2 separate regions of the Homo sapiens genome follow, and region 1 is linked to region 2. A link is a contact called in ENCODE Hi-C or POLR2A ChIA-PET data. All regions are on one chromosome and are shown on one strand. Each heading gives the region's core, a stretch centred on a gene start or an enhancer-like site at or near the end of the contact. The rest is flanking DNA. Distances are from core to core; before and after follow the strand shown.

The links. A loop is a pair of places that touch in the nucleus more often than their neighbours do. ChIA-PET counts read pairs that join two places held with the same protein, here RNA polymerase II (POLR2A). Pooled maps may share reads with other maps.
Region 1: a map of CD8-positive, alpha-beta T cell shows a loop between it and region 2 (9-fold over the local background). The contact joins the promoter of PRMT9 here to the promoter of ZNF827 in region 2. A Hi-C loop is called at or near these places in 3 of 168 maps with a recorded cell type or tissue (CD8-positive, alpha-beta T cell, naive thymus-derived CD4-positive, alpha-beta T cell and sigmoid colon) and 9 of 50 pooled maps. POLR2A ChIA-PET finds 5 or more read pairs at or near these places in 1 of 52 experiments (CD8-positive, alpha-beta memory T cell).

What each region holds. Positions count from the first base shown.
Region 1 is chr4:147,682,088-147,685,461 of GRCh38, reverse strand. PRMT9 (protein arginine methyltransferase 9) reads left to right here and starts at 1,299. Exons shown (of 12, transcript NM_138364.4): 1 at 1,299-1,663. The coding sequence starts at 1,475.
Region 2 is chr4:145,936,815-145,940,137 of GRCh38, reverse strand. It overlaps ZNF827 (zinc finger protein 827), which reads left to right and starts at 1,315. Exons shown (of 15, transcript NM_001306215.2): 1 at 1,315-1,773. The coding sequence starts at 1,731. RefSeq lists an enhancer at 1,939-1,998 and silencers at 2,373-2,442, 2,563-2,972, 3,073-3,323.

The sequences.
Region 1 (3,374 bases), core at 50-2,549, 1.7 Mb before region 2:
CTGACCAACATGGAGAAACCCTGTCTCTACTAAAAAGACAAAATTACCCGGGCGTGGTGGTGCATGCCTGTAATCCCAGCTACTCGGAAGGCTGAGGCAGGAGAATCGCTTGAACTTGGGAGGTAGAGGTTGCAGTGAGCCGAGATCGCACCACTGCACTCCAGCCTGGCGACAGAGTGAGGCTCTGTCTCAAAAAAAAAAAAAAAAAAAAAAAAAAAAAAAAGAAAAAAAAGAAAAGAAAGAAAAGAAAGAAGAAAAAATCAAAGTCCTTACTTTGCATCATAATCCGCTAGGTGCAAAGGTCACAAAAGTGATTAAGAATAGCTCACAATGTAGTGAGCTGGAACCTGAAAAACGGATTAGGATTTACACAGGCGAGTGCTCAGAAAAAAGGGTAGTTCAGATAATTGGATCAGAAGAGAAGGCAAAAATGCATGACGTGTTTTTGAGAATTAGAGGAGCCCTCAAAATGTATTAGTGTGATATGCAAAATGCTCGATTTAAGATATTATCCATTAATGAATTTGAAAATGGGGACAAAAATAACTTTTCAGCCGTAATAACTATGCTCCCCTCCCTTTGAGTTTCGAATCTGTATCTTAGAGGCCACACTTGAATGTGGAAAAACTTTGTATTAATGTAAACACTATACAGTGATAAGACACGAACAGTGAAATAACCCCTAAGCTCATCTTATAACTGAACAGATAGGTGGTCAGAGAACTTGGATTTGAACCATGCCTATGCCACTAGCTGGTTGTGTGACCTCCAGCAAGTCACTTCTCAAGATACCACGTTTGCCATCATTAAGACGAGTGTGATCCAAAGGTCCACCTAGCCAGGTTTTGTGAGAATGATTTGAAATGCCTGTGAAAGCATTTCCTCTACCACGTCTGAGATGCTTTTGTTATCTCCAGGTTCTTTCAGGTCTTGAAATTTTGTGCATCACGATCCAAAATGTCTTAAGCATCATCACAAATGCTTGACCGTCCCTCATGAGCGGGTGGCGCTTCGCGCTGCCTGGGTCTGTACAACAGGGTCTTGCAGTCGAAAGCCACACACTCCCGGAGTGCAAGAGGGAGAGAAAGCTCTGCTTTCAGCCGGGAAAAAAAAAGGGCGCAAGACCGGACAGGTCCTGCCACAGACGTTCTCCTATGCTCACGCACAGTGGTCGCTCCTGCGGGAATGGGCAGCAGTGACGTGCCCACGTCGGGCGCGCTGACGTTCGCGTAGCGTGCGCCGCTGGCCAGGTGCGCAATAGTGGGGTATGCGTCACGGTCTGCGCCGCCCGCGGGGCCAGGACGGGGCGGAGCTTCCGCCTGGGCTGGGGTTGGCGAGTTCACCCGCGGCGGAGGGTAACTTTGCTGTGCTGTTTTTTGAGCAGTTGTCTGGTCCCTGGAAGTGTAGCATCGAGAGAGTTTTCTAATTACGTTTACAAAATATCTTCCCTTTGGCCATACAAGTGGTGACTGCCATGTCGAACTCGCGGCCCAGGTCCCGCCGAGACGCCGGGGGTGGCGCTGGGGCAGCCGGCCGGGACGAGCTGGTGTCGCGGTCCTTGCAGAGCGCAGAGCACTGTCTGGGCGTCCAGGACTTCGGCACTGCCTATGCCCACTACCTCCTCGTGCTCAGCCTGGCGCCGGAGCTGAAACACGACGTGAAGGTGAGGGTCCTTTTTTCTCACTTGCTGGCAGATCCAACGTCCTCGTAAAAAAAAAAAAAAAAACAGAAAAAAAAAAAAGCGGAGGGGCTAGGGTGCCTGGGTGGGTGGTTGCTGTTAATATTTAGGGCCCTTTTTTCTCACTTGCTGGCCGATCCAACGTCCTCGTAAAAAAAAAGAAAAGAAAAAAGGCGGAGGGGCTAGGGTGCTTGGTTGGGTGTTTGCTATTAATGTTTACTGTTCAACCTTGACATCTTTCGTTTATTCACACCTACGACCAGCCCAGAGGAAAATCCTGCCGTCTTCACCTTCGAAATATGTCCAGAATCTTACCAGTTCTCACCATCTTCCCCTTTACTACCCTGGTTCGAGCTTCAGTCATCTGCCGGCTGTTGCAGTCGGCTCTCAACTGAGCTCTCTCCTGCAGTCTGTGTCAACATAGCTAGCTTTTTGCAACAAAAGTCAAATGTTGTCATTTCTCAGTTTCAAAACTTTCATCTCGTTTAAAATTTTAAAGGCCCTCGAATTGGAAATGAGGTCTCACGTGATCCTCTTCTCCTTATATCTAATTTAAGCATGCCCTGGCTTGAGGGCTTTTGGATTTGTTATATTGTGTGTAGTAGGAATATAGTGGGCCTCTAGTTGAATAAAGTGTGTAATTAGCCTAAAGTGATTATCATTTAATGATGCGTTCTTTAAACTTCAATTATTGGATTATTTGCAACAATTACTCTGTTGAAATGCTGTTCTTTTTTGAAGTACTTTTAGAATCTAAATTACGAAAAATGATTTAACTTAAAATTGCAATTACTTTGCTTCATTTAGACTGAGGGTTTGTCAACCTCAGCACTATTGACATTTTGAATGGGATAATTCTTTGTTATGGGGGAGGGGAGGTGTCCTGTGCATTGCAGTATGTTTGGCAGCATCCTTGATCTCTACCCACTAAATGTCAGTAGCGTCTAGATGTTTGTAGTTCATGTAAACTTAGTGTAAATTTCAGGACCAGCTGTCCTACTTGAGGAGGAGATGATATGTTGAGATACAGTTTGCTTCTCTTGGTAGGCAGCAATAGAAAAATGGATCAACTCAAGTGATCTTTCCTCAGTTACTTGTTTCTTAGTTTCCTCTTCTGTGAAACAGGGACGCAGCCTCTCTTAAAAATGTTTACTGGGTATTAAAAGTATATTTAGACTGGGTGTGCTGGCTCAGGCCTGTAATCCCAGCACTTTGGGAGGCGGAGGCGGGTGGATCACAAGGTCAGGAGTTTGAGACCAGCCTGGCCAATATGGTGAAAACCTGTCTCTACTAAAAATTAAAAAATTAGGCCGGGCGCGGTGGCTCACGCCTGTAATCCCAGCACTTTGGGAGGCAGAGACGGGTGGATCACCTGAGGTCAGTAGTTCGAGACCAGCCTCAACATGGAGAAACCCCGTCTCTACTAAAAGTACAAAATTAGCTGGGCGTGGTGGTGCATGCCTGTAATCACAGCTACTCGAGAGGCTGAGGCAGGAGAATTGCTTGAACCTGGGAGGCAGAGGTTGTGGTGAGCCGAGATCACGCCATTGCGCTCCAGCCTGGGCAACAAGAGCGAAACTCTGTCTCAGAAAAAAAAATAAAAATAAAAAATTAGCTGGGCGTGGTGGCATGTGCCTGTAGTCCCAGCTACTCAGGAGGCTGACGCAGAAGAATTGCTTGAACTCGGGAGGCGGAG
Region 2 (3,323 bases), core at 66-2,565:
TCTTTGATGAAAAGGTCTATTTAAAAATTGGTAGGAAAATATTTAACATAATAAGATGATGAGTCAGAGTTTTAAAAAAGCTAAAAAGGGAAGATGTAGTTAAATAATGCACCTTTTTATTTTCTAGCTACATGACTCATGACATATAATGTATTCTGCTAAGTTCAAAGTTTCCTCTTACAAAGAGAGTTTTATGAAACAACTCTTCTTCAGACCATTTTTATTTCAATTATAGTAGCAGGTTTTGGAGTTTAAATCATTAACAACCTCTGAGTGAACTTTTATCCAAATGACTGCAAGTCACAAAGAGAACAGTCCTCTTTCACCAAGTACCTTTTGTGCTCTAGTGAGACCCGTCCTTTTCTATTTTTCTCCTTTATGTCTCTCTTTGAAGAAAGATGTGTGATTTGTAAGGTAATGAAAGTATGTATCAGTTAATGAAAACTGCTATATTGGGCTCATAATGCACACTGGAATTGCTTCAGGGTAAACTTCATATACCTGCAGTATATAGCAGGGGAAAAAGTGAATTTCCGAAGTAAAGATTGCTGTGTGCACTCTAGGAGTATCACGTAGCAGTTAAAGCAACCATCAGGGGTGACCTAATCTTATTTTCCTCTCTTTGTCAAGTAGCTGTAATGTTCATTTAGGAGCATTTTTCAGTTTTAACTCCAGTGGACACTCCAAAACTGGGCACTTATTCTGTCAACTGTCAACCAAGTTATTGATTTCACCATATGTTGTCTTCATTTTTTTTAAATTAGTTTTTTTGGAATGTTTTTGAAGAGTGTGTGGGAGACGATAACCTCCAGATTTAAGGTGATGGGGTAGGGACAAAAGCCTGCAGAATTTCATACAGAACAAAATGTAGCTTAATAAACAAAAGAAAGTGAAGAGAGAAATTTATTTCCTTTTTAAAAGTCAGTAAAATAATGAACTAATCGTTGTTTAAAGAGTGAGAAAAACTTTTTCCCCCTAGATTTGGTGACTAGCGGGATAAATTTGAAGAACTCCATCCCACCCCCGCACGCGCGCCCCCCATTCTTTCCAGACAGAGCGGTTGTAAATCCGAGGCTGAGTCCGCCCTGGGAGCCTTGGGGCACTTTCCTCTTTGCTCTGTGTGTGTGTGTGCGTGCGTGTGTGTGTGTGTAGCTCTCGCTCTTTCCCTCAGTCTGTGCCTCTTGTGTGTGTGTGTGTGTGACAGAGAGAGAGCGAGAGAGAGAGCGCGAGAGGAGAGAGAGCGAGAAAGAGAGAGAGAGAGAGCAAGAGAGCGAGCTGTGAGCTGTGCTGCCGCCGCCGCTGCCCTTTGATCCCGACATTAGTGTTAGGGGCTCGGAGACACAGAGCGCGGCCATAGACACCGCCGCACCGGCACTCATTTATTTATACCTCCCATCACACACGCGAGCATAGGACACACACACACTCACACCTATTAGATCCGTTTCCATTGAAGAATATTACGCTCGGGGACAAGCCAGGTGCACGACCAAAAATTTAAAAAAAAAAAAAAAAGGAAAAAAGAAAGGAAAGAAAAGAAGAAAACCCCTCTTCTGGCTCCAGGAAACAAGCTTCAACCCATTGCACACACCGGAGAAGGGGTTTCCCCCTGCCCGCCCGCCCGCCCCCCAACTACCTCCCCGCTCCTGCCAGTGTCTGCCTCTCTGCCCCCACGGGGGTTTATTTGATCTCACATTAACCAAGGAGGAGAATGTGAGAAAAGGGGGAAAATGCCCAGGAGGAAGCAGGAGCAGCCCAAGCGCCTTCCCTCACGTAAGTCATCCCTTCTCCACCTCCTCTCGTGCCATTTTCTCGCCCTCCCTCTCCTCTTTCCCCTCCGCAGCCTCCTCCGTTGTTTTCTGCATTAGTTTAGGGTTACAGAGGTGAAACTGACAAAGACACAGCCCGGGTTACTCCTCGTTTAGGTCTATGCTGAGGCAGCCATGTTGGTGATGATCAGCCCCGTGCCCTTTCTATTCTCTCTCTCTTTTTCTTTCTTTCTCTCACCCCCCCCCTTTTTTTCCTTGAGATCGGGCTTTTTTTTCCCTTTCCCTCCCCTTCCCCCTCCTCACTCTGGGTTGCTGGGGGGAGGGGGCAAGAGAAGGGAGGAGGGGAGTAGTGTGGATGCCGGGGGTTTTATCGGGGGTTTGGTGGGGGGAGGTGGGAGAGGTTGGAATCTTAAAAAAAAAAAAATTCCTTGTGGATTCCGGCGCCTGAGGGTGCGGGGGTCGGGGCGCGCGGAGGGCTGGGGGCCGTGACATGGCGTTTGGGGGTGTCGGGGAGAGGGCGCGCAGCAGCCGCCGGGTACAGGATCCAGGGAGAGGTCCGTCCCTGGCTAAAGGTTGCGCCGGGGTTGGTCGGCCCCCGAGCCGCCGGCGGCAGCGGCGGCGGCGGCTGGAGCAGGAGGAGGCGGAGGTGGAGGAGGCGGCGGCGGAGGAGGGGAGTCGGGGGCGGGCGAGGCGGGAGCGGCTGGGGAGGGTGTAGGGGCACCGCACACAAACACACGGGTACACACGCGCCGCCGGGCGGCTGCTCCCGCGGCGCCGAGGCGAGGGGGCGCGCCGGGGCGCGGGGCGGCCGGGCGGGGGGCGAGGCCGGGCAGCGGCGGGCGGATGTGGGGTGCGGGAGCTGCGCCGAGGCGAAGGCAGGAGGCAGGGCGGCTCGCGGCGCGCGAGGTCCCTGCAGAGCGGAGGAGAGGGAGGAGCAGGGCTCCTGGCCGCAATAAAATGCGGGGTCAGTCGGAGCAGACGGAGCCGGGCGAGACTCGGGCTCTCAGACCCCCTCCTTGGCGAGCCTGAGCAGAGTCCAGGACTAAAGTGCATCACAGCCCTCCCCGGCGGCAGCCACACACGCCAACTGGAGACACACACCCGCCGGCACGGCCCGGTCCCCTTCCCCTCCTCCACCCGCGCCCCCGGTCCCTCTCCGCCCTCCCTCCGGCTTTTCTTTGCGCGACTCTTAACTTTTCCCCCACTCCCTCTCCAGCTCCCCCCAACCCCCCAGTCTTTCTCCGCTTTGAGTGTTTCGAGATGCTGCTAAAGCTAAAAGTGAAGGAGAAAGAAGCAACTAAAAATATCCCCCGGGGCCGCCCGGCTCCTTGAATGCAGGGAAGAGGGGGCAGGGGAGAAGGCGTGGGGCGGGGTGACGGGGAGGAGGGGACGCGGGAGGCGCCGGAGGGAGGGGTCGGGGGAGACGGAGGGTCAATTTCTCTTCTCTCCCCCCACACTACTCCCCTCTCCCGGCGGTTTGGCGCTGCTCGGAGCCCGATCCTGCAAAACCCGGGCTGGGGGCGGGAGTGGAGCCGGAGCGCCCGCCCGCCCGGG